6 separate regions of the Homo sapiens genome follow, and regions 2, 3, 4, 5 and 6 are each linked to region 1. Evidence: chromatin loops called from intact Hi-C (ENCODE). Cell type or tissue: mammary epithelial cell. All regions are shown on one strand. Region 1 overlaps KAZN (kazrin, periplakin interacting protein). Region 2 overlaps KAZN (kazrin, periplakin interacting protein). Region 3 holds the start of LOC107985469 (a long non-coding RNA gene). Region 4 has its middle 310 kb from the start of KAZN-AS1. Region 5 overlaps KAZN (kazrin, periplakin interacting protein). Region 6 overlaps KAZN (kazrin, periplakin interacting protein).

Region 1 (5,000 bases):
AATGCCCTTCGCTGTCAGGGAATGCAAGGGAAGAGCAGGGAATTCCAGAATGGGAAGGTGTGTGAATGTAGACCTTCAGGTTGGTCACAAACAGTGTCTCGAGATTCCACTGGGGAAGCGTTCACTTTTAGAATCAGGCCAAGCTGAGGGTTCTCTGTCCTCAGGTATTTTCCTTTGTAGCAGTCACTGGCTCGAAATGGAGAATGAGAGAAAAAGGAGCTTGTTTCAGGCCAGAGACCTCACTAACCGAATAACAACACTAAGGCCCTGCAGCAGGGGGCACAAACTACCCAGCCTGTTTCCGTGTGGCCTATGATGGTTTTTTTGTTTGTTTGTTTACATTTTTTAATGGTTGGAAAAAATCAAAAGAGGCATATCTACCTATTTCATAACATGATAATTATAGGAAATTCAAATGTGGGTGACTATAAAGCTTTATTGGAACACAGGCACGCCCATTCGTTCCTGTATTGTCTATCACTGCTTTTGTGCTGCGATGACAGAGGCTGCATGTGGCCTGCAAAGCCCCAAATTTTTATCATCCAGCCCTTTACAGAAAGAGTTTGCTGGTCCCTCTCATAAAGTATCCTTTTTTTTAAATGTGACAGAGTCTAGCTCTGTTGCCCAGGCTGGAGTGCAGTGGCGCGATCTCGGCTTACTGAAACCTCTGCCTCCCGGGTTCAAGCGATTCTCCCGCCTCAGCCTCCTGAGTAGCTGGGATCACAGGCACGTGCCACCATGCCCAGCTAATTTTTGTATGTTTAGTGGAGACAGGGTTTCACCATGTTGGTCAGGCTGGTCTCGAACTCCTGACCTTGTAATCCGCCCGCCTCGGCTTCCCAAAGTGCTGGGATTACAGGCGTGAGCCACCGTGCCCGGCCTAAAGTATCTTTTTTATCATGATAGTTCACGCTTATTCATTGATGGGCTGCCTTCTTACCACATGTCCTTGACATGTTTTAATTCCTTAAGTCCTCATAGTAACCCTAGTACATGTACTCCTGTGATTGCCATTTTACTGATAGGGAAACACAGGCAGAGTCTCATGTAATCTGCCTTCTGTCACCCAGCCAGAAAAGGGCAGAACTAGGATGCAAGCACAGGGAGTCTGAAGCCAGGGTACCCATTCTTGAGCACCCTGTCACGCTACCTCTCATTATCAGGTTCTGCAATACTTTATCCTTGGAGCAAGCAAGGTGAGGTGCCTACATTTTCCCATGCAAGTGCCCCAATCTGTCCCTGAGAATTAAGGCCCAGAGAGAATGATGCTTTCTCAGACCCTCAGGAACATTCCTTCCTGATTTGCCAGTAAGTGGCAGAGCTGGGACCAAGACCCAGGTGGCTCTAATCTCATCTTCATTCTCCTCATTCTCCAAGATGGTGGCCCTCCCTCTTGTGCCAGGGACTCCCAGATGCCCACTCTTGGGCACAGCAAAGAACCCAGATGCTCAGGCCTCATGGATTCCAAGGCCCCAGCAAGTGACATCCCTATTAGCCGGGGAGAAGGCCCTGGCTATTGTTCTGTTTGCTTTCCTTTGTGATGTATTGTTACATAGGAAATTTATTTCTTAACAATTTCACTTACAGCCCTTAAAACAAAATGGGGCTCTGGAGAACTGCATCATTAGCATTGATAAACATTTTACAATACCATCATGAGCAAATGGAAGTGTCTAATGAAAAGAAAAGAAGCACTGCCGAGTAATTAAAGAGGCTGCTGGGTTTTTATTATTATTTTTAGCAATTATGACTAAAAGCCTTAATCGTGCAGCACCCATTTTCCCATCTGTTTTGAACTCAGTTATTTAAGGAAAAAACATCATCATCGTCATTGTCAGCCCCAGGCCAACAGTCAAGATGCCCAAGCCAGCTTGGCTGGGCAGTGGGCTAAGGGTGCCCAGCCCCAAGGCCCTGTGACTTATCCCCGGTTCTAGAAGCCTTGCTCCAGGGCCCACCCTTGGAACTTTTTTGGTTCCCCTCCTCTCTTTTTCTCCCATCCTCCCTTTCCCTTCCCACAGAAGGTTTTGCTTCTGGGTCGGCACTGAGCCTTCTCCATCTATTATCTCTTGTCACTATGCAAAACAGCTGCCTGAAGCTACCATAATCTTTGCAGGCCACATATGGTAGATGTGGCTCAGAGACCAGAGAAGCTGAGAAGCTCGAAAGAGGACACACAGCTAGTGGGTAGCAGAGCCTGGGCTGGAACCTAGGTCCTTGGACTGTGCTGGGAGGATGGAGAAGATGCCCTCTGCTGCACAGTGCCTGAGTGAGTCTCAGGTCTGTTCGGCACCTTAAACAAGTGCCTTAATGTTGCTGAGTATTCATGTCCTGGTCTGTAGAAGGAGGATGACAACAGTAGTACTAACCAAATGAGGGGGGTTGGGAGCGTTCCGTGAGATCACATACGTCAGTTACACAAAGCACAGGGTCTGTGCTCAAGAAGCGACAGACTTGCTGGCCACAGTTCCCAAATGGTGCGGCTAAGCCGCCCTGGGGTGCTGCAGTGAGGTCAGCTGTGGGAAGTCAGCTGTGGGATAGTGCAGTGCTGTGGGATAGTCTGAAGTTTCAAGGAAAACACAGCGACACCTGTCGGACCCTGGGTGAACTACTGGCTCAAGGTAGTCACAGTTTCAACATTCCATTCCGCTACATTCCCTTTGATGACAGCATTTGTTTGTGAAACTGGGTATTGGCCGTTGCTATGATTAAAAAGCAAGTACCACCAAGACCAGTGCAGAATGGGAAATAAAGGTGTTGGAGTCCAGTCCTAGTTCAAGGTTGGAGGATTGGTGCAGTCCCCAGTAGGCACACAAGTTCCATTTGTAAGTACTTGTGATTATTTAAGAACAAAATGAAGGCCGGGTGCAATGGCTCATGCCTGTAATCCCAGCACTTTGGGAGGCCGAGGCAGGTGTATTGCTTGAGCTCAGGAGTTCAAGACCAGCCGGGCCAATATGGTGAAACCCCCTCTCTATAAAAAATATATAAATTAGCTGGGTATGGTGACACATGCCTGTAGTTCCAGCTTCTAGGGAGGCTGAGGTCAGAGGATGCCTTGAGCCCAGCAGGCAGAGGTTGCAGCGAGCCAAGATTGCACCACTACACTCCAGCCTGGGTGACAGAGCAAGACTCTGTCTCAAAACAAAAGGAAAAGAACAAAATGAAACTTATTTTTTTTCTTTCAACATATATGTATTATTTTTTCAACTGGCTATTACAATGTTAGAACATAAATACTTAGTAAGTTGTTTGGCCCTACCTATTTAGTAAACGAAGTGGTTAGGGATTTCTTTTGGCCCTACGGTGCCATGAGAAAAATTACTGAGACTCTAAGAGTGCCATAAACTGAGAAAATATCAGGACACCTGCCCTGTGGCACACTCAGTGACTCAGTGTTCGTTTCAAACTCCTTTAACCGATAGGTATTTTCTGAATGAACAGGGAAATGGAAGCACATCTTCCCTCCTTCCCCTATGTTCACGGAGCAAGCAGAAGAGTTTGCTGCATGAGATTTGGGAAGAAATTCAAAAATGTAGCTCCAAACAGCTCCCTGGGTGGTTCAGACATGAGCAACCACTTTCTTAGAAGACAAGTGCGCTGAGTGTTTCTCGGGGATCTGTGGCTGCAAAGCGGATCAGCTCTGATTTCAGCCCCAGACTTTCTGACAGAGGGACTTTCCGCCCACTGCCCCAGGCTTGGTAATTAAGCAGTCTGAGTGATTGCAGAATTCTCGCATGTTCCCGGCAGCCTGTGCTTGGAGTTACCATGAAAGCAAGTCAGGACAAGTCCCAGAGAAACTTAGCTGGTGAAGAGGAAATGGCATTTATTTCAAATACACAACCCAGAGTTTGAAGTTGATGAAATGGGAACAGAGAAGTTCTTTCCCGTTGCCCCACCCGCCGTGCAATATTGATTTGCAAATTTTCCAGCAGCCACCGCCGCTGCAACACTTCAGCAATAGTTGAATTAATGACCGTGGCAGTGCAGCCTCGTGCCGTAGGGTGGGACCTCCTGGAGCCTTCAGAGTCGGGCAGAGATGCTTCCTGGGAGGTGTCCGGATGACCTCTCTTTCGGGGAGTGGGGGAGTTCTGGAAGTTTCCATACAAGGAGCAGTTCAAGTGTTGGAGGCCCCCGGTTCTCCCAGGGCCCCTTTGATGTTCAGCGTGGGGACTCGGGGGTCATAGCAGCTTCCTGGATGTGTCTGAGTCATCAAAGCTCTGCTTAGTAACCTTAACCTTAGTGCCTTAACCTTGCTAAGGCACAGGTTTCTCGCATCTGAACCACCTGCGAGCTGTTTGGGAGCTACATTTTTGAAGAGGAAACTCCACTTTTATTCTCTGGGGTTTGGCCCCCCGATCAGCCTCTCCAGATGGGATCTCCCTCCTTGCCCAATCTGCAGCCCACGCCCCAGCCAGTCCAGACTGCTGTCGGTTCCCGGCACACCATAGGGCTGCGCACAGCTCCTGCCCTGGCTTCGGCCCTTCCCTCTGCCCAGGATGCCCTTCATCTGGATATCTACGCCTAACAGGTTCAACTCAGGGGTTCCCTCCTGCCGGGTGAGCAGTGGGAATCACAGTCCAAGGAACTTTGGTCTTGGAAGTATCTGAGTTCCAGTGCTTACTAAGCCCTCGAGCCTGCCCCAGCTACTTTCTCCTCACCCGTGGAATGAGGATAAAGTAGCACCTAACTCAGTGTTTCTCAAACTGTACAGTGCGCCTGAAGCACTCCGGGATCTGGATAGACTGCAGATTAGGACTCAGCAGGTCTGGGGTGGGGCCAGAGAGTCTGTGTTTTTCTTTTTTCTTTTCTTTTTTTTTTTTTTTTTTGAGACAGAGTTTTGCTCTTGTTGCCCAGGAGTGCAATGGCACCATCGGTTGACTGCAACCTCCGCTTCCCGGGTTCAAGTGATTCTCCTGCCTCAGCTTCCTAAGTAGCTGGGATTGCAGGCATGCACCACCACGCTCGACTAATTTTTTTTTAATTATTATTTTTAGTAGAGA
Region 2 (5,000 bases), 69 kb before region 1:
TGTTCAGACCAGTGCAGAAATCATCAATGCTGATGCTGTCTTGATGGACAATTTTGAAATTTCCTTCATCACAGATCTTTTGCACCCATCGGAGTTCTTAAAATATTGCTTGAAAATATTCTTTATCTCTCCAAGTTTCTCTCTCTCTCTCTTTTTTTTTTTTTTTTTTTTTTTTGGCTTCACTGAAGCCACACGGCTGATCAGCACCAGAGCTGGGATTCAAACCCAGGTCTGCCGATGGCTGAGCCTTGCCTTTCACTGCTATGATCTATCTACAGGATTGTGTGGTTTGGTACCTAACTGCAAACGACTCAGATCTCTTGGAAAACTTTTATGTACTAGCAATCTCCACTCCCACTCCACAGCGAAATAACCAGGCGGCTGTGATTGCTGCTGAAATCGTGGCCAATGACGAACAGAAAGTGGCTGTGCAAATAAGATCCTCCTCATTTATGTTACATTTTAGCCTTTGCTTTTTTATCCATCTGGAAAGCAATGCCCACTCTGCACCTCTATCTAATGGGCCCGTTCACCAGCAGGCTGTGACAGCCGCATCCTCCACAGCACTGTACTTTCACCGGAGACATCTGAAGTCGCAGAATAACGTCACTGATTAAGAGGCCAGAGGAAAGAAGGAAGTAAGTGTTCGTTGAGCTTTGACTCTGTGCCGAGCCCTGTATTAGGCCTTTTACTTACTAGATCTCATTGAAATGTCACAAAAATTCTGTGAGGGAGATGGTGCTCTTCTCCCCATTTGTAGATAGGAGAACTGAGGCTGGAGAAGCTGAGCAATTCTTGGGCCAACAGGAAAGGGTGATGTTACTTGCTAGAGGTCAGAGGCAGTGAATAAAGGCTATGAGGACAGACCTACTCTCTGATAATTCCATCTGAGCGGTCTGTAGCCCTTTCTGCCTGGTTGAGCCATCTTTATTTTCTCATGGATGGTCTCTTGAGGCCCCATGGACCTGTGGCCAGTTGAACATTATTCTGGGTTAAGAGCAGAGCTTGGCAAACTTTCTCCACAATGGGCCAGATAGTAACTATTTTAGGCTTTGAGCAACATATGGTCTCTGTTGCACTATTCAACTCTGCTGTTGTAACAGGAAAGCAGCTGTAGACAATATGTAAATGAATGGATTTGGCTATGTTCCAATAAAACTTTATTTACAAGAACAGGTGGTGGGCCGTAGTTTGCTGATCCTGGTTAAGAGCATAGTTTCTGGCCAGGCTCTAGCTCACACCTGTAATCCCAGCACTTTGGGATTGGGGGACGGGGGGGCGGGAGGGAGGGGAGGGAGGGGATCACCTGAGGTCAGGGGTTTGAGACCAGCCTGGCCAACATGGCAAAACCCCCGTCTCTACTGAAAATGTAAAAATTAGCTGAGCATGGTGGCACATACCTGTAATCCTAGCTGCTTGGGTGGCTGAGGCGTGAGGATCACTTGAATCTGGGAGGCGGAGGTTACAGTGAGCCGAGATCACGCCACTGCACTCCAGCCTGGGCAACAGAACGAGACTCTGTTTCAAAAATAAAAGCATGGTTGCTGAAGTCGGATAGGCCTGGGGTAGAATCATAGCATCATCATCTGTTAGCCGTGTGATCTTGAGAAACACTTTTTAGATTCTGAGAAATGTTCCTTATACCATGAGCCTCAGTCTCTTCATCCATAAAGTGGGTCTGTAGTCACACCTACCTCATCTGAGGTGTCTGTGTGCCCTGGGTCAGGAAGGAGGCAAGAGGAGGCTCCCAGGGGAGTGGTCAACTCCATCAGCTTCATTATTTCCTCTCCCCCAGGGGCAGGCTTTAGCCAGCGGCCGGCAGGACTGGACAGCAGCTGTTTCCTTTGAGCGATTGCCCTGTTACTAGGTGTCAGTGTGGGCACAGGTCCAAAGGAGGCTGCTGGGACCATCCGCAGTGTCGGGGAAGTGGGTTGCTGACACCATAGGCCAGGGTGGTTTACTTGATACTAAGCCCCAAGAGTGGGCAGAGACACCCCATGAAGCTTCTCACTTCCAGTCTGAGCATGTTTGGGTCGGCTCCATCCCTTGTCTTCGGGACTAAACAGGAGGCCGATGTTAGGCTGTGGGAGGACGAAGTTCAGCTAACACATCAGGTCCCAGGCACCATTCCTAGCAGCTCCTCCCTCCAAACCATGAGTATTTTGGTTCTTAAAAGCTAAGTACATTTCTGTTTTATATGATGTGATTATCTTTACCTCTGACCAATACTGGTCTTTCTTGATATCTTTCTTTTAATGGGGTGTGTGTGAGTGTGTGTGTGTGTATATGAGTGTTTGCCTGTGTGTGTGTATGTGTGCATGTGTATATGTATGAGTGTGTGTTGGGGAAGGGAGGGAGGCAATTCACAAGAAACACCTCTCTCTCCTAAACTTCTCATTTTTCTAAGAAAGACACTATTTACTGATCACCTGCCATGTGCCAAGTACTAACCTGAGTGCTTTTCATCCATTATTGCCAATACTTATATATATATGTATATATTATATATGTAAATATATATATACACATATATATGTATATATTATATATGTAAATATATATATATATGCACACATATATATATATATATATTTTAGAGAGGGGGGATCTCACTGTGTTGCCCAGGGTGGAGTTCAGTAGCACAATCATAGCTCACTGTAGCCTTGACCTCCTGGGCTCAAGCGATCTTCCTACCTCAGCCTCCTGAGCAGCTGGAACAGCAGGCGTGCATCACCATGCCTGGCCAGTTTTAAAATTCTTTTTTTCCATACAGACAGAATCTCACCATGTTGTCCAGGCTGATCTCAAACTCCAGGACTCAAGCAATCCTCCTGCCTTTGCCTCCCAAAGTGCCGGGATTACAGGCACACCCAGCAATGTGTGTATATCTTTTAAGTAGTACATGGGAGGCATTCTTACTCCTATTTGCACATGATGAAACTGAAGACAGGAAGGGAACTTGGTTCGCCGGGGCCACACAGGCAAGAGAGGGAGAGTCAGGAGCCAAGCCCAGACCTACCTAATACAGAAGCACTTTTTTCCTTTCTCGATTGCCAGCTATCCCTTCTCTCTTTAACCCATCCTCTGCAGAGTCAGTGTTCAGAGGTGTCTTTCTAGTACATATTTTGGAGCAGAGTTTGACATTCCCTGTCAAGTTAAAAGGACACCAACGTATTTCATATCCTCATATTAAAAGCCAATGAGTTATACCAATTAGGATGGCTGCTGTAAAAAACAAAACAAAACAAAAAACAAACAACAAAAAAACAAACAGAGAAATCACAAGTGCTGATGAGGAAACACTGGAATCTTTGTGCACCGTTGGTGGGAAAGGAAAATGATGCAGTTGTTACCAATGACAGGATGATGATTCCTCAAACATTTTGAAAATAAAATTACCTTATGATCCAGCAATTCTGCTTCTAGTTATGTACCCAAAAGAATGGAAAGCAGGGTCTTGAAAAGATATTTGTACACCAACTTCATACTAGTGTTATTTTCAAAAGCCAAAAAAAGCTGGAAACAACCCAAGTGTCCGTCAACAAACGAGTGGATCAGCAAAATGTGTTCTGTCCACACAGTGGAATATTATTCAGCCTTGAAAAGGAAGAAAATGTTGACACATGCTACCAGATGGGTCGACCTTAGGGATAGTATGCTAAGTGAAATAAGCATCCCAAAAAGACAAATATTATATGATTCCACCTATATGAGGTAGTTAGAGTAGTCAGATTTATAAAAACAGAAAGTAGAGCTGACTGGCCGGGCGTAGTGGCTCACGCCTGTCATCCAAGCACCTTGGGAGGCCGAGGTGGGCAGATCACCTGAGGTCAGGAGTTCAAGATCAGCCTGCCCAACATGGCAAAACCCTGTCTCTACTAAAACTACAAAAATTAGCTGGGCATGGTGGTGGACACCTGTAGTCCCAGCTACTCGGGAGGCTGAGGCATGAGAATTGCTTAAACCTGGGGGGCAGAGGTTGCAGTGAGCCAAGATTGTGCCACTGCACTCCATCCTGGGTGACAGAGTGAGACTCTGCCTCAAAAGGAAGTAGAATGGCGGTTGCCAGGGGCAACCATGTTGATATTGGTTTGACCAATCTTTTGCTTTAGTGAAAAAAACAATTTAGTGATTCCTACCTGATTATGCATCAGAATCTTCTAGTAAGCTCGTTAAAAATTGGTCACTGTGACAAGTACAATATTCCAACCCTACTCCAGATTTCCACTGGCAGTGGGGCCCAGGGATCCTTTTCTTTTTCTCTTTTTTTTTTTTTTTTCTGAGACAGAGTCTCGCTCTGTCACCCAGGCTGGAGTGCATTGGTGTGATCTCGGCTCACTGCAAGCTCCGCCTCCCAGGTTCACGGTATTCTCCTGCCTCAGCCTCCCGAGTAGCTGGGACTACAGGTACCCACCACCACGCCTGGCTAATTTGTTTTGTATTTTTAGTAGAGATGAGGTTTCACCATGTTAGCCAGGATGGCCTTGATCTCCTGACCTCGTGATCTGCCTGCCTCAGCCTCCCAAAGTGCTGGGATTACAGGCATGAGCCACCGCACCCGGCTGGATCCATATTTTTATTTGGCTCCTCTGCTGGTTCTAATGCAACCAACCCAGTGTTTGAGAACCAACAGCACAAATGATCCTTCTGCCCAGGCATGGGACTGGTTCGATATTTTTACATTTGGGGTTGTCCATGTACCCCTCTTTATTCCGCTGCCCCAACAAAGATGGTCCTTTCCACTTAGATACCTGTGACCAACCTCATCTTGTGTCACACCACCAGCATCCAGCCAGATCCTGCGGACAATGGGGTATTCAAACAAACAGGAGATCCATGGGCACTGAGCAGACCTCTCTGTCCTCTTCTAGCAATCTTTAAATATGTCCAGTGGCTGCCTCTTTTTTTTTTTATTACTGCTGTTGCACTGAAAATGTGTCATCACTGTTTGCTGTGCAACCTTTTCATCCCATGGACTAGTTTGGCATCAAAGGAATGAC
Region 3 (5,000 bases), 180 kb after region 1:
CTACCCATATCCCGAAGTTTCCTCTTCCATAAAAAGGACATAAAACAGTAATAGTATATACTTTCGTAGAGTTGCAGTGATAATTAAATATATCCCATAGGGTTTGGCGGCACATGGTAAGCGCTATACATGAGAGTTATTATTCTTACTGATCCCCATTGAACAGATGGGGAAAGTGAGGCTCTGAGCATTTAAGTGCCTTCTTCAGGCTCACACAGTTAACTATACTCTACTATCTTGGCAAGGATTCCCCATGGCCTCTGCCCTCTCTCTCCACTTAGCTTGTCTTGGAGACCCCTTAACAGTGTGCTGCAATCTCCGCCTCCGACATCAGGCCCCTCTGCCTCCCACCAATTTCCTCCCACCTAACTCGTAACATCTCATCTTGGCTGTGTGCCTGAGTCTGTTACTGCCTCCAGAGTTAGGCCGTTTCCTCTGCCCACAGTGCCCACCTGCCCATCTCTGCTGATCTAGATTGCATCTTTCAAAGCCAGGGCCAAATAACACTCTTGCCCCAGAGACTCTGCAGTGCACCCCAGAGTGCCCTGCTCTTCAACTGGCCACCTCCAGAGCACCTGGCGGGCCAGGGCCATGTTGTGGACAACTTGACTTTCTCCCATCCTTCCAACCACAGTGCTTTGTATGCAGTTGGTGCTTTCATAAATGCATGATGGCCAGGCTTGGTGCTTATGCCTGTTTAACCATCACTTTGGGAAGCTGAGGCAGGCGGATCACCTGAGCTCAGGAGTTCAGGAGTTCGAGATCAGCGTGGGCAACATGGCGAAACCCCATCTCTACTAAAAGTACAAAAGTTAGCCAGGCACGGTGGCGTGTGCTTGTAGTCCCAGCTACTCGGGAGGCTGAGACAAGAGAATCGCTTGCACCTGGGAGGCGGAGGTTATAGTGAGCCGAGACACTGTTGCACTTCCTGCTTGGGCGACAGAGTAAGACCTTGTCTCAATAAATAAATAATGAATGAATGAATGAATGAATGAATGAATGCCTGGCCCTGCCCTAATTACAACCAATTAGCCCCTGGCTCTCCAGAAGGCTCTGGGATATCTGTGGCCTGTGGATCTCCTGACTGGCTGCTCTTCTCCCTCCTAACATTCATTCCTGACCTTTAGCCATGAGTGGCTGTCATGAGATCTGTTTTCCCAGGAGTGCGAGTGAGCGCTCCATATCCATCACAATGACAGAAAAGGACTTGATGTGCAGGGCTGGGCCTTCCCCCATGTGGGTGCCCTACCAACTCCTCCGTCTCAGGATCCGGTTCCTGGCCTGGGGCCCTTGGTGTCTCTTGATTCAGCCCAGGGTTTCTCACCCTCAACACTGCTGACTCTTGACACCAGATAATTCTTTGCTGTAGGAGGTCATTCTGTGCACCCACTAGATGCCAGGAGCAGTCCCCACCTCCCCAGTGTGACCAAAAAAATGTCTCCAGATATGCCAAATGTTTCCTAGGTGTGGGGGGCAAAATTGCCCTCTGGTTGCAAACCACTGCTATCTGGAGTTTTGCCCAGGATAACCAGGAAGGGAGGAACTATGGCTCCAGCACAGAGACGCTGCAGAGGAGGGCTCAAAATCCCCAAACCTACATACAAGAGATCCCAGAAACAGTGAAGATGGCCGGCATGCTGAGCAAGAGGGGGCTTACCTAGCTCCTGCCAGTCGTGGCCAGGCAGAAATTGTGGTCCACCTTTTGGTGGATCCCAAGGCTTTCAAGAAAAGTCAGAAATCCTATCTTTTAAGTGAAATTTTCTGATTCTTAAATGTCGGCAACTAATGTGAATTGTTTAAAAAAACACTGTGGGAAAAACAAAATATGTCTGTGAGCCAAATGTGGGCTACTGGCTGCAAGTTTTGCAACCTTTCCTATAGACCAAGCTTCCATCCCGGAGGCATGGGCAGCTCACACCACTCCTGAGCCCGCACAGTGCAGCAGTTTGAATCTGAGGCACCGTGAACAAGCTCCATGCCAGGCCTCTGAACCAGACAGACAGGCCCTGCCCATGTTGGCCACTTCAAGTCCCTTCTGAGGTCCAATGCCAAGAAATGAAAGGTTCTAAATTCCGAGGGAGAGAGAATATAGGAAACACCCCAGGACAGAGGTCAGGAAGCCTGAACCCTTGCCCAGCTCTGTACTGATTTGCTGTGGGCCTAAGCAATCACGTTCCCTCTCTAGGCTTCAGTTTCTCCCTCTGTTGAATGTTTGTAGGATGATGAAAGAGAAGTGAGATTGAATTCATGCTCTCTATGTCCCTGGGACTTGAAAGAGCGAGCACTTCCTGTTGGCAGTCCAGGGCCCCAGCTAGCTTGCCCAGTGCCCAGGGGGCATCCTTGTCCTTAGACTGACCTGGGCAGGGAAACGCTGGCTCCACCTCCCAGCTCCGGCATCCTGCATTTCCGAGTGGGAAGTTTGGGTGGTCCCTGATGGACTCCTCCTCTGTGCAATGAGGTCATTAGGCGCCGGAAGCTGCTTCAGGTATGGAACCCACACCCTGTCACTGGGAGAGCCCACACCCTTGGCCCCTGCTGGCACTGATGGTGCAGCTCTGGAACGGTTCCCTAGCTAGGAGGTGCCCAGGGCCACAGGATGGCTCAGTGGGCAAGCCTGTACCTGACTGGTCTGGAATCCCTAGGACAGTTTCCCAGTGGGCTCTGCAGCTGGGAGGAGTCTTGCTGGAGATGATAGGAGTAGATGGGCTCTGGAAGATTGTTCTATCTAAGACCCTAATTTATACATGGGAAAACTGAAGCCATGAAAGGGAAAAGCCTCGGCCAGGCACGGTGGCTCACGCCTGTAATCCAGCACTTTGGGAGGCCGAGGCAGGTAGATCACCTGAGGTCAGGAGTTTGAGACCAGCCTGTCCAATATGATGGCACGTTATCTCTACTAAAAATACAAAAAATAGCTGGGTGTGGTGACGGGCACCTGTAATCCCAGCTACTTGGGAGGCTGAGGCAGGAGAATCACTTGAACCTGGGAGGCAGAGGTTGCAGTGATCACACAACTGCACTCCAGCCTGGGTAACAGAGAGAGACTCCACCTCAAAAAAAAAAAAAAAAAAAAAAAGGAAAGGAAAAGGGTCTTCCCAGGGCCACCCAGCCAACAGAACAAGCATCCACATCTCCTGACTCCCCGTCCAGTGCTCCTTCTAATCTGCCACATTGGGGTCTCCCAGTAGTGGGGACTGGTGAGATAACAGACAGAAAGATGGACAGACCCAGGACATTGCCTTTCACTAATTGTGCCTGGAGCAGCCAGGGAGGTCACATACCTGGGTAAGGTAGCCAGAAGTAAGACAGTAGGGAGTGGAGGGGACCTACCACAGTGGGGGATGAGAGGATACGCTGTCACCATGTGGGATGGAATGGGGGTTTGATAATACCTCCCTCCCACCTCAGCCTCCCGAGTAGCTGAAATTACAGGTGCACGCCACCATGCCCAGCTAATTTTCATATTTTTTGTAGAGACAGGGTTTCACCATGTTGCCCAGGCTGGTCTCCAACTCCGGGGCTCAAGCAATCCTCCTGCCTTGGCCTCCCAAAGTGCTGGGATTATAGATGTGAACCACCATGCCCAGCCTAATTTTTTCAAAAAGGCCAGGTGGAAACTAAAAATCTGAACTTTTGGTGTAAGTTATCCTAATGTTAAAATGTTGGCATCCGGTTTAAAAAAATTTTTTTACTGGAGTACTAAAAAAAGAAACCACATTCACAGGCCAGATGCGGCTCCAAGGGCCACCAGAATGCAAGTCCTACTTCTCTCTTTTACCCTCGGTTTACTCCGTTTTAAAATGGGTATAAGAACAAAGCCCTTCTCTCATAGGGCAGGTGGGGGATGAAACGAGCCAATGCCAGTCATACTGACTGGCCCACAGTAAATGGTAGCTATTGTTCTTTCCTAAGACCTGAGACACTTGGCAAGATGCGGAGGGGCTGGAGTGATGGAAGGAGCTTGTTAAGGTTGGCACGGGCAACTGGGAGGCCCCGAGCTAGACTTGAGAATCTTTAGGAGTGTGTGCTTGTGGTGCGCCTGGCACTGTGGGCACAGAGCAAGTTTAAACCCCTGCCCATGCCTTGTGTTTCAGGGGGAGTTGGGATTAGGCTCACCCAGCGGCTCTTGGGGTTGTACTTTACCCCAGGACTCCCTGAGTACCCCTCCACTGGGCCCCTGATCTGGGAGAAACATTCCACTCCCAAAGGTCAAGTCTTTAAAAACAAAAAGAAGGCAGCGCCTTTCGCATTTATCCAAACACATTTTTGCTTGTTTGTTTTAATGAGAAACTTCAGGGGGAAGATGCCAGTCCTTCCTACGTATCTGTTCAACAAATCTGCCTCCCGAAACCAGTTCCAAAGATATTTAAATAACAATCCTGGGAAAAGAAGAATTTAGAACAAATTCTAATTAGTCCCATTGGGACTAGGGGCCATTACAGATTTCTGCCCTGAGAACCCAGAGACCAGGGCCTAAGGTGACTTTCTGATGTCCAGAGTACAGAACTCTCTGCCTTACTGTCTGGGCTTGGCCCATGCTGGGGCCACTGAGGGCAAGGTAAGGCCCGTTCCCAACCTTGCTGGGCGTCTTTGTAGCCACCAAAGCCCCTAACCTGCCTGTGCAGGGGTGGTGGGGGCCCTGTGTGCTCTGCCTTGAGTTGGAGAAGCTAGGAGTCGCTCGGGCTGACGTGCCTGAGTTCTGGTGGGCGGGTAGACAGGCGGGCAGAGCCCATAATTATGGGGAAAGCAGCCGCAGGCGTGTGCAGACAGGCCTCCTGGAGCCCAGGCAGGTGGCCTCCTGACAAGGGAGGGCCTCTGCATTTGGACTCTGGGTGCAGAAGACCTTCAGGATGGAGGAGGGGATGTTACATAATTCCGACACCACAGCCACTGAAAACGCGACCTTGCCACGCTCCACTGCCTCCTTCCTCCCCACTCAGAGGGCATGAAGACCTAGCAGCCCTTCTGGGCAGGGCAGTGGCCCTCAGCTGTCACAGCAA
Region 4 (5,000 bases), 620 kb before region 1:
TCAGCCCCTTTGCCTAGATTCTAACTTCTGGCCTGGATTCCTGAGACTGCCACCCTCCAGGCTTAGAGGGTCTGCCGCAGCTTTGCCATATCTGACTGCTGACTTCTGACCCAAGGCTGGGTCTGACCTTACCTACTGGCTGTCCACATCAGGCAAGCCAGTGAGGTTTCTCCTTTGTCCTCTTCTTCTCTAAAAAAGTCCCACTTATTTGCTGTCTTCCTGACTCTCTCTGCTAGAAGGTGAGCTCCTGATCTGGTGTGTTCATTCGTGTATCTGCAGCACTGAGAACACTGCTAGCTCAGTCTGGATGCTGTGTGACCATATGGTAGTGAGGACAAACCCACCACCGTTACTTGGGTGAGGAGCTGCCTGCATCCCTCCCACTCCTCTTTGGCCACTGTGGGTTGTCAACAGTCTTGATTCCAAGAAGTGATGTCCTGGCTTTTAGGAGAAAGAACTTTGTTGGGAGCATGGCAGACACTCTCCTCTCACTCCCAGGGACCCTCACCCTTGTATGATCACTTCTCCATTCAGTGTCGGTGTAGGGGGAAACTGTGACTCTGATAAGATGTCACTCCCATGATTATGTTCCCTTACATGGAAAAAGGGAGATGGATGGAATGGGCCTGGTATAATCACATGAGTCCTTTCAAAGCAGGGAGTTGTCTTGGCTGGTAGTAGAAGAAGTCAGAGACATTGGAGGCATGAGAGAGTGCAGTCTTGGCACTGATGACTAGGCTGGCTGTGCTTCTTGTTCCTGCCATGCCCTTTGCCTTGGTTTTGTCTCTTGACCTTTTCCAAGCTGCCACACTCTTTACTGCATCCCAGCCTCCAGCCCTGTGCCTAGCACATAGAAAGCTCTAGATAACTGTTCAGCCCAGCAGAGTTCAAAGTGCTGTGCGGAAGAAAGGCAGTCTTGCCTGTCACTAACTGCATCCCTGGCTTTGATGGGCAAAGACTTTGCCCAAGTGTCTAAAGTGACACATCATTCCCCTGCTCATTAGAGATGAGGAGTTTCTTCACTTTTTCAATGTGCACCCTCCAAAGTCTTGTTTATTTCTACAGTGTAGATTTGTCTCTAGGAGGTGCTCCTTCCTTCCTGCCCACCCCTTCCTCAGCACTGGGGATCCCCATGCAATTTCAAGGCTGGGCAAGTCAGGTGACAGCAGTAAAGTCACTCATTTCTTGATTCTTTCTCTGGCATAAAAGCCATACAATCCCTGTCTCTTAGGGAGTTGGGGCTGGCAGAGAACAGAGATGTTCAGTGGCAAATACCCTGCCAACCTTGTGATGTGTGGCGAAAGGATGACTGGGTGGGAAGAGCCAGCGTCACACCACATTCTCAGCTGAGTTTTCCAAATTCTGTCTTTACATAGGTCGTGACAAGTAAAGCACTTTCCCCGAAAAATGCAGGCGTACAATTAGCCCAGGCCCTGAGATCTGAAAGAGAAGGAAGGTGACCGGAGACGTCATTTATTACGTCCTTCCCACGTACTTGGTATTTTTCCAAAAACTTCCATGTTTGAGTTGATTATCCTGTTTTACAGAAAAGGAAACTGACACTTAAAGAGGTTGAGTCACTTTCCCCAAATTGCACAGCTAAGAAATGAAAGATCTGGACAAGCACCCAAGTGTTCTGACTGCAGAGTATTAGCTCCTTCCTGACCACGGTGCTGGGGTGTCTGAGCTCTGTCCAAGCTCCATGACCTTGGAAAACCATTGAGCCTTCCTGAACTCAGTTTCTTGTCCTGTTCTATGAGGATTTACATGAAGACTCAATGACATTATTTATGCCAAGGGCTTTGCATGGTGGAAACTCTTGAACAACAGTAGAGCAAAGACGCCAGTGGGGCATCTACTGGCCAGTGACCTGTGTGTGGCCGTCTGAAATTAAGGGGTGTTTGCCTGGAGTCTGCCCCCTTGTTTGGGTAGGAAGGGAAAAGCTCAGTGGTGGTTTTGGTGGAGGCCACAAACTGGCAGCAAACGTCCAGGGGAGGGCACTCTTCTCTCACAGCTCAATGAGTCCTCCAAGGCCTTGCAGTGCAGCTTTTAAGAGGTGCAGTCAGCCTTTTAGAAACGCTGAGCCCCAGGCCAGCCATGGCGGTGGCAGAGCTGCATGGGAAGCATCCCTGGACCGATTCAGTGCCTGGTTCTTCAGGGCCACAGCAGCAGACGGCCCCATTATTTTCAGGCTACACAGACAAGTGCATGTGGGTGACCGAATATGTCATGTTTCAGCTGCTGCGTGGGGGGCCGGCATTGGGGGGATCAGTGCACTTTTGAGGCAGGACTTTGATGCTCCCCATGGCTCTCTTTTAACCCTGGGGATCCCTGGGGAGGCAGGATATGACTCTGGCGATTTGCAGAATCAGGAAGGAAGTGGTTTAGGTGTTTGAAACCACACTCTACTCTCCAGCCTGGAACTCTCTCGAGCCCCCTATTCCAGGCATCCAGATTGTGTCCTCTCTTTGCCCACCCCACCGTCGATGCCCCCCATATCCTCCATATCCAGGCCGACTGCCCCACATTTCACTCTGTATTTGAAAAGCCCTTCCTTCTTCCTCCCTTCCTTCTGCATTCCCCCATTCACCATTAACAATGATAATGGTTTGATAGATTTATCTTTTCACATATCAGGTTGGAAAACTGATTAGATGGAAACTTTCAATACCTTGATCTCTAAAAGTGATGACACACTGTCATTCTAGACACAGTGTCAGTATATTTTCTAATCTAATATTCATTGCAAGCTTGCTGCATACTAGAAATGCTGAGCCCTCTAACTCCATCCCCACAATGATTCCATAAGGCAGGTGCTGTTACCGTTCCCATTTATAAATGACACAACTACAACCATAGAGGGTACATTTTCCCAGAGAGGGTAAATTGGTTCACTTGCTTAGTGTTTGGAGGTGCTCAGTCTCTGACCCAGGTCTATTGTGTACAAACCCCACCTTCTTAGCCACTGCTCCTGTGCTGGCTCTGTTGATGTCTGCCTTAGTCAGCCCAGGCTGCCATAACAAAGTCCCACAGACTGAGTGGGTTAAAGAGCAGACATTGATCTTCCACAGTGCTGGAGGCTGCAAGTCCAAGAGCAAGGTACCTGCAGATTCACTTCCTGGTGAGGGCTCTCTTCCTGACTTGCAGACAGCCACTTTCTCACTGTGTCCTCACATGGCAGAGAGATACAACAATGTCTCTCACTTCTTATGCAGCCACAAATCACATCATGAAGAACTTACCCTTATGACCTCATCTAACCCTAATTACCTCCTGATATGGTTTGGCTGTGCCCCCACCCAAATCTCATCTTGAATTCCCACATGTTGTGGGAGGGACCCAGTGGGAGGTAATTGAATCATGGGGGCAGGTCTTTCCTGTGCTGTTCTCATGATAGTGAATAAGTCTTATGAGATCTAATGGTTCCAAAAAGGGAACTTTCCCTGCACAAGCTTCTTCTCTTTGCTGCTATGTGAGATGTGCCTTTTACCTTCCACCATGATTGTGAGGCCTCCTCAGCCATGTGGAACTGTAAGTCCATTAAAACCTTTTACTTCCCAGTCCTAAGCATGTCTTTATCAGCAGCATGAAAATGAATTAATATAGTAAATTGGTACCAATGGAGTGGGATGCCACTGAAAAAATACCCGAAAATGCGGAAGCGACTTTGGAATTGAGTAACAGGCAGGGGTTGGAACAATTTGGAGGGCTCAGAAGAAGACAGGAAAATGTGGAAAATTTGGAACTTCCTAGAGACTTGTTGAATAGCTTTGCCCAAAATGCTGATAGCGATACGGACAATAAAGTCCAGGCTGAGGTGGTCTCAGACGGAAATAAGGACCTTCTTGGGAACTAGAGCAAAGGTGAGTCTTGTTACGTTTTACCAAAGAGTCTGGCAGCATTTTGCCCTTGCCCTAGAGATTTGTGTAACTTTGAACTTGAGAGAAATGATTTAGGGTATCCGGAAGAATAAATTTCTAAGTAGCAAAGTATTCAAGATGTGACTTGAGTGCTGTTAAAGGCATTCAGTTTTATAAAGGAAGCGGAGCATAAAAGTTCAAAAATTTGCATCCTGACAATGCAATAGAAAAGGAAATCCCATTTCCTGAGGAGAAATCCAAGCTGACTTAAGAAATTTGCGTAAGTAACAAGGAACCAATTGTTAATCCCTGAGACAATGGGGAAATTGTCTCCAGGGCATGTCAGAGGTCTTCAAGGCAGTCTCTCCCATCACAGGCCCAGAGGCCTAGGAGAAAAAAGTGGTTTTGTGGAACAGGCCCAGGGTCCCCATGCTGTGTGCAGCCTAGGGATCTGGCATTCTCCATCCCAGCTGCTCCAGCCGTGGCTGACAGGGGCCAACATAGAGCTTGGGTCTTGGCTTCAGAGGGTGCAAGCCTCAAGCCATGGCAACTTCCATGTGATGTTGAGCCTGCCAGTGCACAGAAGTCAAGAGTTGAGGTTTGGGAACCTCTGCCTAGATTTCAGAGGATGTATGGAAACACCTGGATGTCCAGGCAGAAGTTTGCTGCAGGGGCAGGGTTTTCATAGAGAGCCTCTGCTAGGGCAGTGCAGAAGGGAAATGTGGGGTCAGAGCCCCCCACATGGAGTCCCTACTGGGATGCTGCTTAGTGGAGTTGTGAGAAGAGGGCCACTGTCCTCCAGACCCCAGAATGGTAGATCCACTGACAGCTCCCACCGTGTGCCTGGAAAAGCTGCAGACACTCAATGCCAGCCTGTGAAAGCAGCCAGGAGGGAGGCTGTACCCTGCAAAGCAACAGGGGTGGAGCTGCCCAAGACCATAAGAACCTACCTCTTTCATCAGTGTAACCTGAATATGAGACATGGAGTCAAAGGAGATCATTTTGGAATTATCAGATTTGACTGCCCTGCTGGATTTTGGACTTGCATGGAGCCTGTAGCCCCTTTGTTCTGGCCATTTTCTCCCATTTGTAATGGCTGTATTTACCCAATGCTTGGATTGTCTGTAGGAAGTAACTAAC
Region 5 (5,000 bases), 310 kb after region 1:
GCCGGGACGTCTGGCACCGACTCACATCGGAGACCTAGGGTGGGGTGGGTGGGGCAGAGCAGAACACAAGCAGGGGGCAGGGCCCGCCGCGGGAGGGGGCTTTCTGCAATGCATCATAAGTTTCCCTCCAAGACCATGCCCCCAGAGACTGGGCCAGCCTTTTATCCACCTGCCTTGGGCCCAGGGAGTGTGGAGACGCTGGGAAACCACTCACTCCTCCACACACCCCAGCCTACTATTAGGAAAAAAAGGCCTAGTGCAGTGGCTCATGCCTGTAATCCCAGCAGTTTAGGAGACCAGGGCAGGTGGATCGTATTTGAGCCCAGCAGCTTGAGACCAGCCTGGGCAACATGGCAAAACCCTATCTCTACCAAAAAATTAGCCAGGCCTGGTACATGCCTGTAGTCCCAACTAGACCGGTGGCTGAGGCAAAAGGATTGCCTGAGCCCTGGAGGTAAGGCTGCAGTGAGCCACTGCACCCCAGCCTGGGCGACAGTGAGACCCTGTCTCAAACAAAAAAAAAAAAAGGAAAGGAAAAAAAATTTTTTTTGTTTAAAATATACATATTTGCTTAGGAAAATATTTGGGAGGAAATACATGGAAATATTAATGTTCATTCTCTCAGAGTGGTAGCAACTTTTATTTATTTCTTTGTTTGTTTATTGGCCTCTTTTCAAATGTCTTTGCAGCAAAAATGTCTTACTTGGGTCATTAAGGAAACAAATAATTTTTTCCTAACCCAAACCAAACCCTCAAAATACTTCCAGACACTTTGTTTTCCCAGGAGATGCGTACCCTTTGTGTGTGGGGACAGAGGGTCCGGGTCGGGAGAGAGAGCCCTGGAGGTCTGTTCTGCCTGCTCCTGTGTGACCTTGGGCTGCCCACTCAACTGTTCTGGGCTTCAGTGCCTTTTACTTGTTACTGGGCTGGGAGTGGAGTCTTAATCCCACCCTACCTTCCCCACAGGGTGGCTGGGCAGATCCAGGGAGCTTGTGGCTAGAGTAGGGGAAGGGGGAGGACGTAAGTCTTAGAGGATTTGTCGTCCTGCAGAGTGCTGATGCCAGCTAACGGTGTGGTTACAGCCATGTGATCTGGGTTCGAATCCAGCCCCAGGTGCTTCCCAGCTGTGTGACTTTGGGCAGGAGCCTTCACCTCTCTGGACTCCATATCCATCAACTCAAAACAGAGATAATGGCATATGTAGTTGACCCTTAAACAACGCAGGGCTTAGGGGTGCCGATCCCCTGCGCAGCTAAATCCATGTATAACTTTTGACTCCCCTAGAAGATAACTTCTAGTAGCCCACTGTTAACCAGAAGCCTTACTAAGAACAGTCAGCGAGCACATCTTTTGTGTGTTCACTGTGTCGTGTACTGTCTTTGTATTAGTTCATTCCTACACTGCTATAAAGAAATAGCTGAGACTGGGTAATTTATAAAGGAAAGAGGTTTAATTGACTCACAGTTCCGAATGGCTGGGGATGCCTCAGAAACTCATAATCATGGCGGAAGGCAAAGGAGAAACAAGGCACCTTCTTTACAGGATGGCAGGAGGGAGAATGAATGCAGAGGAACTACCACACGCTTATGAACCATCAGATCTCGTTAGCATTCTATCACTATCACGAGAACAGCATAGGGGAAACCAGCGCCATTATCCACTTACCTCCACCTGGTCCTTCCCTTGACACGTGGGGATTACAATTCGAGATGAGATTTGGCTGGGGACCCAGAGCCAACCATATCAGTATTCTTTGAATAAAGTAAGCTAGAGCAAAGAAAATGTTATTAAGAGAATCAGGCCGGACGTGGTGGCTCATGCCTGTAATCGCAGCACTTTGGGAGACCGAGGAGGGTGGATCACCTGAGGTCAGGAGTTCGAGACCAGCCTGGCTAACACGGTGTAACCTTGTCTCTACTAAAAATACAAAAATTAGCCAGACATGGCGGTGGATGCCTGTAATCCCAGTTACTCGGGAGGCTGAGACAGGAGAATCGTTTGAACCCGGGAGGCGGAGGTTGCAGTGAGCCAAGGTCAAGCCGCTGCACTCCAGCCTGGGCAACAGAGCAAGACTCCGTCTCAAAAAAAAAAGAGAATCATAAGGAAGAGAAAATATATTTGCTATTAATTAAGTGGAAGAAGAGGATCATCATCAAGGTCTTCATCCTCGTTGTCTTCACGCTGAGTGGCTGAGGAGGAGGAGGGAGAGGAAGGATTGGCTTTGCTGTCTCGGGGTGACGGAGGTAGAAGAAAATCCGCCGATAATCAGACCCACGCACCCATGCCGTCCAAACCCACGTTGTTCAAGAGTGGACTGTGCTTTGTGGGGCTCTTGTGAGGATTTCCAAGAAATAAAGCAGGAGAAGCATTTGGCACCGGGCCTGGATTCCTGGACGTGGTAAAACCACGGCAGGATGGTTTACTAAGGGCCAGGCCCCAGGACAGGCCGGGGCAGGATCCGTGGGCCTAGCCTAGGTCTCCTTGTCCAATGCTGACCCCTAGTGGTGAGAACTGCTGGGCAGGAAAAAGCTGCGGCTGCAGGGACTTCTGGGGTCCAGGGGGTTCCCACCAGTGGGGTTGATAATACTGGAGGCCCTGCTGCTGCGTGCAGCCCAGAAAGAAACCTTTGAACTTGCAGGCCAGGAAAAGGCCCCTGTTCTCCCAGGTCTTTCTCATGCCTTGTGGACAGACAGATATGTCTTCCTTCCTTGGAGTCCTGGCCTTAGGCATCCGAGGACTCCCTGGGTCTTTCTGGCCTAGAAACCAGCTCACCCTGGCTTCCACTCCCACTGCGTCTGGACACTCAGCCTGTTTCCGCTCTGGCCAAGAAAACTCAGCTTCTGGCCTCCTTCTGGCAGGCATCAGATGCATCTGCCCGTGTGAATGTTGGCAACTCAGGTTGATTGGTTTATGTTCATGTTAACAGCACATGCAGTGTCTACCCAGGGCTTGGAGGCAGAGAGAAGGGGCTTCACGAGGAGCTGTGATGACCCCAGTCTTGTTGGGGTGTCCACCTGACTGCAGGTTCCCTCCATTGCCCGCCATGCCTAAAGTTTCACCGCCAGGCTGTGTTGCCTGCAGGCCCAGCTCCCCCACTGCACAGCTGACCCTTCCTCGGGGGGTGCCTTAAGTCCTGGGTTGCAAGCAACAGAAAGCAGCTCTGCTCTGCCAGTGGAAGCATAGAGGGTGGGTTGGAAGGAAGTCAGGGTCCACACGTGCAGTGGGGAGGTGGAGGGCGCAGCTTAGCAATGGCAGAAGCCACGGCAGCTGCAGGCCGGGCGTGGTGTCTCGTGCCTGTAATCTTTTGGCTTTGGGAGGCCAAAGCGGGCAGATGACTTGAGGTCAGGAGTTTGAGACCACCCTGGCCAACATGGCGAAACCCTGATTCAACTGAAAATACAAAAATCAGCTAGATGTGGTGGCACGCAGCTGTAATCCCAGCTCCTCGGGAGGCTGAGGCAGGACAATCGCTTGAACCCAGAAGGCAGAGGTTGCACTGAGCCAAAATCGCACCACTGCACTCCAGCCTGGGCAACAGAGCGAAACCCCATCTCAAAAAAAAAAGAAGCCCCCCAGCTGCGGAGGTGGGGAGCCAGGCCCGGGGGGATGGTGCACTCAGCAGCCCCTGCAGCTGGGGGACGAACATGTCCCTTTTGTCTTCTGATGAAATCTTACCTCTGTGAGGTCCATGCAGTGTGCCCTGTGGCCCATCTTGGGCCACTTACTTGCCCCTTACCCAGGGGTCCTGGCTGTAGCTGCTGGTGCTGGGCGGTTTCTTAAGTGACCCTGAGGTGCTGCCACAGAGGTGGCAAAGCTCACACCTGCCAGTGACACTGAGGCCACTGGGAAAGCAGGTATTGGGGAAAGAGCCCAGGCTGGTGCCAAGTGAGGGGTGAGCAGCCCCTCAGGATCCAGGCATCGTCCCTCCCCCCATGTCCTGAGGAGCCAACTCTGGGCCGCCCCACACACCCTCTTCGCTGCTTCACTTGGGGAAAAGCCAAAAAGACATTTGCTTCTGCAGACGTTTCCCAAGAAGCAAAGCCCTCTATTGGCATTTAGCAATGAAGGTGGGCACCCTGAGGCCTGCCCAGCCATCCACCCTTGCTGGGGGCATTTCCTGTTAAATCCTGATTGAACCAGGCATTACCACCCACACAGCAACTTCTCTGTAACCACACTGGCCCCAAGGGACCGCATGTGTGTGTATGTGTGTGTGTGTGTGTATGTGTAAAATATTGTTTATCAACTTAGAATGTCAAGGCCCGAGCCCACATGAGCCTACCGTTGCCCCCGCAGGAGCCTCCCCTCCATGGCCAGAGCCAGCGTTGATCCTTGGTTGTTGGTCCTGGGTCGTTGATCCTTGGTCGTTGGTCCTGGGTCGTCGGTCCTGGGTCGCTGGTCCTGGGTCGTCGGTCCTGGGTCGTCGGTCCTGGGTCGTCGGTCCTGGGTCGCTGGTCCTGGGTCGTTGGTCCTGGGTCGTTGATCCTTGGTCGTTGGTCCTGGGTCGTTGGTCATGGGTCGTCGATCCTGGGTCGTCGATCCTGGGTCGTCGATCCTGGGTCGTTGATCCTTGGTCATTGGTCCTGAGTCGTTGGTCCTGGGTTGTTGGTGCTGGGTCGTTGGTCCTGGGTCGTTGGTCCTTGGTCGTTGGTCCTGGGTCGTTGGTCCTGGGTCGTTGGTCCTGGGTCGTTGGTCATGCCGTTCAGTGGTTTTTAGCATGCTGACAACATTGTGCAGCCACCACTGCTGTCTAATTCCAGAACAGTTGCATCTCCCCAAGAAGCACCCCGTCTTCATGCGCAGTCACTCCAGTGAGGTCTGTATTCTTACGGTTTCGGAGCTGGAGATCAGGCGATCCTGTACTCCATGGGGTGACGGCTTTGCCGGGAGGCTTTTGACGGGAGTCCAGCCATGGCCTGAAGGAGGCAGCTCCCTTACCAGCCTTCCCTCAGTCCACAGGCCTTTCCCACCAGCCTCCCTAGTCACATGTGGGGCTGGGA
Region 6 (5,000 bases), 130 kb before region 1:
TCCCCGTGTGGTTGCACGACACCAGAACATTCTTGCTTGTTTGATGCAACCTTGATCCAAGTGGTGGAGGCGAGGTTGTGCTCTGTGGGCACTCCTGCTACCCCCTTGGAGTCCTAGGCTGCTGGAAACATGAAAGAAGCTGAACATAGTTTTAATGAGTTTGGCAAGAACAACTGTTTGAGCAGGTGGCTGCTGTGTGGTACAAGATCATTGGGGCTAAATTTATTCTGCGGGCTTTGTTGGCTGGGTCATGTCAGACCCTTGGGTCAGGCTTCTGAAAGGTCCCTGCCCCTTTACTTTCTGATGAATTGAGACCTCAGCACAGGAGCTCAGATGGAGCTTGGAACAGGCAGTCCTGCAAGCAAAGAGCCCCAGGGCCTCTGCCCACTTCTCCAGTCAGGCTGGAGAGGGGAGAGAAGTTGGGGAGAGGAGGTGTCCTGCCCAGCTCCCTTCTCCTCTGTCCTCTTCCACCACAGCAAGCGCTATGTTACCTTTGTGGGGATGTAAAGGCCTTCCATTCCCAATATTACCTCTGCTCTACAGATTGTGTGAAGTAATGAGTCATTAAGAACAGAGCGCCCCTTTTAAAGAAGCTGATATTCTCCACTCATCTTTGCATACCTCACTATTATTATTCTCAGAACTTACCTTTTGGGCATGCCACAAGACGCTGGGGATTCTGGGACCATCTTGAAGCCTGTAGTTTCTTTCTCTTTGGTCAAGGTGAATAGTTTAATGTAGCAGTAAATGAGAACTGGTTTCATTGCTTTGGTCAAACTTTTTAATAAATAATAATATGCACTTACAATATATCAACTTCCCTGGCAAGCGCTTAACATGCATTATTGAATCCTGAGGCCAGCGAGGTGACAACTATAGCTGGCCCCCACCCAGCACAGTAAAAAATCTGTCTATAACTTTTGACTCCCCCAACACTTAACTCCTACTAGCCTACTATTGACCGGAAGCCTTATGATAACGTAAACATAGCATAATATAAACAGTTAACAGATAACATAAGCAGTTGACTTATACATACTTTTATGCCCCATGTATTATGTATTTTATAATTAAGTAGAGAAATCAAGTAAGCTAGAGAAAACAAAATATTAAGAAAATCATAAGGAAGAGAAAATATATTTGCTATTCATTAAGTGGAAGTGGATCATCATAAAGGCCTTCATCCCCATCATCTTCATGTTGAGGAGGAGGAGGAAGAGGAAGGGTTGGTCTCGCTGTCTCAGGGGTGCCAGAGGTGGAAGAAAATTCACATATAAGTGGACCTGCACAATTCAAACCTATGTTCTTCCAGGTCAACTATGTAATGCCCGTTTTTCAAAAGAGGAAACTGAGTCTCAGAGAAACTAAATCACTTGTTTGCAGTGAGATAGTGATGACTACAATGGGGATGATAGTAGCAGACTTCAGCATAGTGTGTACTCTGAGCCAGATACTGTTCTAAGTGATTTTCTGGATTAATGCATTTCAGGAATGCATTCAGTCTTCATAATGACTTATTGGGCAGGTACCATGCTCGTACCCATTTTCCATAGGAGAAAACTAAGGCACAGAGATGACACATTTACTTGCCAAAGGGCATATGGTCAGGAAGTGACCAAGCTCTGGCTCTAGAGTCTGTGTTCTTATTCATTCCACTTTGACATCCAGGATCACTCAACTGCCACATGACTGAGCCAGGAATGCAAACCCACTAGGTCTCTCTGCTGTTTAAACCTGTGTATGCTTCTCTGCCCTGCCTCCTAAGTCAGAAGCATCCTTTGGCTTGTTGCATTAGGGAGGTTCAGGGAGCTGTAGCCTTGTCTCTACTCCTGATTAAACTCCTGTTTCCCTAGACTGGTGGTAGTTCCTGGGTCCTTACGGTAAAGTCTTATGCTTGAGAGTTAGGCAATCAACCAGCCTCTCAGCCATCAACTGACAAAGAAGGGACTGGATTCTGTTTGCAAGACTGGCAGCCCAGGGGCCACTTATCACTAATAAAAAGGACTATTTTGATCCTGGACTTGGAGCCTCCAATTTCTTGGACTTCGTGTGTTTCATCTCTCTTGGGAAGGATGAGTCCAGGCAAAGCCAGAGTCTTGTGGCAGCCTTATTCTCCATCCATCCCATGTCTTTTCTTTTGCCTGAGTTCTCTCTCTGTGGCCTCAGTAGCCTCTAGCACCCCAAGACCATGCCCAACAGAGGACTTATTAACCTCAAACAGATACCTTCATGCTAGGGTTTCTTAGCCCCAGTACTATTGACATGTGGAGCAGATAATTCTGTGTTCTCAGGGGGCTGTCCTGTGTGTTGTAGGATATTTAGCAGCATTCCTGGCCTCTACCCACTAGATGACAGTAGAACCCTTCACACTCCAGTTGTGACAACTAAAAATGTCTCCAGAAGTTGCCAAATGTCCCCTTCAGGTCAAAATTATCCCTGGTTGCGAACTGCTTTTTATGCAGTGGTGTTAGGGGAGACTTCAATTGTTAGTCTTGGAATGACAGCTCTGTGAGGTCAGGGAGTTTTATCTATATTTTACTGTATCCTCACCACCTAGAGCAGTGCTTTGTACATAATGTAAGAGCTCAGTAAATACTTGCTGAATGAATAGATGGATGGATGGGTGAATACTAAATGATGGGGTGTGTGGACTTTGGTCTACTTTATACATGGTATCATGAGGATCATTGATTTAATGATAGATGATTTTAATTGAGTGCTTACATACCATATAACAAGCACTGTTTCAAATTCTTTACCTATAATACCTCAACGAATCCTTTAAACCACCTTATGAGGTAAGTACAGTGTTTGTCATTTTACAGATGAGAAAGTTGAGGCACACAAAGGTCACATGACTTGCCCAGGGTCACCGAGCTAGCAAGTGGCAGAGCCAGGATACAAACACAAGCCAGTGTGATTCCAGAGACTGCCTGGCGTCTCCACCAGGATGCTCTGGAGCTTGGCATCCTTTTTCCCATTACTGCCCAAGAAACTGTTATTGTTCTAATGTTGGCATTGTGGCAATTATAATTAGGATTTGCATGTCAGACACTAACTCATTCATCGTCAATCCTCAGAGTTCTGCTGGACAAAATATGCTCTGTCACTTCTGAAGAATCCGTAGCCAGCAGGGACTCCTGTCTGGCCAGAGGTAAGAGGACTGCTTAGTGCTGAGCCATGTTCAAACGTGAGAATCTCTTCTCTCTGCCTCACTGCTGGGCTGTGACCAAAGAGAATCGCAGAGGGGACTTGACTTTCCTACCTTTATGGGAAAGGGAACAGTGGACCCCAGAGCTTCTTAGTGGGGTTATGGCTCATTTTTAGCAAAAGGGATGTTCCAGGATCAGAACTGGGGAGGCAGAGTGACTTTTGAGATCATCCAAGGGGGCAATAAGAGCAATAGCCAGTGTTCGTTGAGGCTTTCCCAGATACTGTGATGAGCTCAACAAACATTTCCTCAATTTACCTTCATATTACAGAGAGTTAGATATTGTTATCCTCTCCATTCCACAGATGAAGACATTGAAGCTTAGAAGGGTTAAGTTGCTTTTCCAAGCTCTGGAAAGTAGTCCACTAGTGAACAGAAAAACAGGGGATTAGAACACAGGTTCACACGTTTGACTGACCCTGAAATCTGCTCGCTTCGTTAAGACGAGAATATCCAGATGTCACTATCAGGTAGCCCAAAGACATGCCAGTAGGACGGTTTTGCTATTTTGCTTAACGCCTTCCCTTCCTCTTTTTTTCTTCCTTTCTTCTTCCTCGCTTCTCTCTGTCTCCATCTATTGTGAGAGATTGGGCACATAGGCCCAGAGACCACAGATTTAATAAGATGGGGACTGAGTTATCTTGGACTCACAGCCTCATAGGTATAACTGACATGAAAACATAATTTTCTAATAAAGGTCTAGATGGGTGTAATGGAAAAATAGACAATGAAGTGACAAATACAGGAGCCTTCACAGATGTGCATGACAATGGTAATACGTAATAAAAACAGGCTGGAAAATACACTAATTTCACCACTAGGGGTTAAAACTGGCTGTGATAGATTATTAAAAAGTACAACTGTTTGGATAGATTGGAATTGGACACTGCAGAGAACAGCTACTACCTGGGACCTTCTCCCCCAGAGAAAGAGCGCGTCTTAAGGAGAAGGAAGATGTGGATGATACTGGGTTTAGATCTTGAATAATAGCTTTTCTGTCCTCTTTTCAAAGAGAGTTAAAAAAAAAGATGTGAATTTCAGGACAGGCATACCTGCATCTTTTAAAGTAAGCTCACCCGTTGTATCATCTTCGCAGCCAGGTCTCAGACTTCTGGTCAGCGGCAACAAATGAATTCGTTCATTTTCCTTGATTGACTTAAACATGGTGTATTTAAACCATTGAACATGGCGTATTTGCTTTAATTTGGCAAGTGCAACCTGGAACACAGTGGGATTAATGTCATCTCTTTTTTTTAATCCCCACTCCTGCCATTTGAAATTGGCAAGAATACGCTCACCGTTTCTTGATGGTGGCAAGGTAGGAGAGTTAGAAATTTGATACTGGGCCTGGAGAGTGCAGTTGTGGGACCATAGAGCGTGACAAATGACACTTGGGGAAACATGACCTGGAATTATATGTGTATTGATTATCTTAATTAATGTGCTCATCAACTGGATTGCTTTTCCTATTCCTATAAAGTTTACTATGTAAAGCAAGAAAAAACAGGACTATTCAGTGCATCTTGAGATTTGGGAGTTAACAGAAAGGCAAGGCTTGGGTGCCATTTTGTGTGGATGGTCAGCCTGTTCTCGGGCAAACATGCTCAGAGTGCCCTGTTTGCAATTTGACATGGTACCAGGCAGCCCTGCTGGAGGAGAAAGGCATGTTTAAGTTTTAATGGAAGTCCTGTAGAGAAGGATCATGATCTCATGGTCAGCTTCCACAGGCTGGGTCATTCTCATCAGCAACTACTAAAACAAAACAAAAAGCAACCTTGTTTAAACTCGG

Evidence for each region. Peaks named below come from ENCODE experiments on the same cell type or tissue, not always from the same donor. Only the 100,000 strongest peaks of a DNase experiment are listed, where the experiment ranks them.
Region 2: a loop joins it to region 1, with 5 times the contacts of the local background. A loop is called at or near these places in 3 of 110 quality-filtered maps.
Region 3: a loop joins it to region 1, with 6 times the contacts of the local background. A loop is called at or near these places in 2 of 110 quality-filtered maps.
Region 4: it touches region 1 in a loop (8-fold over the local background); 24 of 110 quality-filtered maps call a loop at or near these places.
Region 5: a loop joins it to region 1, with 8 times the contacts of the local background. A loop is called at or near these places in 2 of 110 quality-filtered maps.
Region 6: it touches region 1 in a loop (9-fold over the local background); 6 of 110 quality-filtered maps call a loop at or near these places.

The regions. Positions count from the first base shown.
Region 1 is chr1:14,729,501-14,734,500 of GRCh38, forward strand. All of the region lies in intron 1 of KAZN (kazrin, periplakin interacting protein), which reads left to right. Among named protein-coding and RNA genes, the nearest start is that of KAZN, 130 kb to the left of the region's middle. RefSeq lists enhancers at 2,243-2,964, 2,965-3,686, 3,687-4,410. In mammary epithelial cell, a CTCF peak has its summit at 2,593; DNase peaks (open chromatin) are centred at 2,611 and 3,721; H3K4me3 peaks cover 388 bases; H3K27ac peaks cover 2,642 bases.
Region 2 is chr1:14,660,391-14,665,390 of GRCh38, forward strand. All of the region lies in intron 1 of KAZN (kazrin, periplakin interacting protein), which reads left to right. Among named protein-coding and RNA genes, the nearest start is that of KAZN, 64 kb to the left of the region's middle. RefSeq lists an enhancer at 493-552. In mammary epithelial cell, no CTCF peak of the experiment used is centred here; no DNase peak of the experiment used is centred here.
Region 3 is chr1:14,909,092-14,914,091 of GRCh38, forward strand. All of the region lies in intron 1 of KAZN (kazrin, periplakin interacting protein), which reads left to right. LOC107985469 (a long non-coding RNA gene) reads right to left here and starts at 2,609. Exons shown (of 3, transcript XR_001737616.2): 1 at 2,357-2,609. In mammary epithelial cell, a CTCF peak has its summit at 2,389; DNase peaks (open chromatin) are centred at 2,450 and 4,760; H3K4me3 peaks cover 151 bases; H3K27ac peaks cover 2,998 bases.
Region 4 is chr1:14,112,032-14,117,031 of GRCh38, forward strand. It overlaps a transcript of KAZN not described here. Among named protein-coding and RNA genes, the nearest start is that of KAZN-AS1, 310 kb to the right of the region's middle. In mammary epithelial cell, a CTCF peak has its summit at 1,992 (motif pointing right); no DNase peak of the experiment used is centred here.
Region 5 is chr1:15,044,217-15,049,216 of GRCh38, forward strand. The region is part of intron 4 of KAZN (kazrin, periplakin interacting protein); the gene reads left to right. Among named protein-coding and RNA genes, the nearest start is that of TMEM51-AS1, 110 kb to the right of the region's middle. RefSeq lists an enhancer at 2,395-2,624. In mammary epithelial cell, a CTCF peak has its summit at 2,515 (motif pointing left); a DNase peak (open chromatin) is centred at 2,445.
Region 6 is chr1:14,604,477-14,609,476 of GRCh38, forward strand. All of the region lies in intron 1 of KAZN (kazrin, periplakin interacting protein), which reads left to right. Among named protein-coding and RNA genes, the nearest start is that of KAZN, 8.3 kb to the left of the region's middle. In mammary epithelial cell, CTCF peaks have their summits at 2,355 (motif pointing right) and 4,013; no DNase peak of the experiment used is centred here.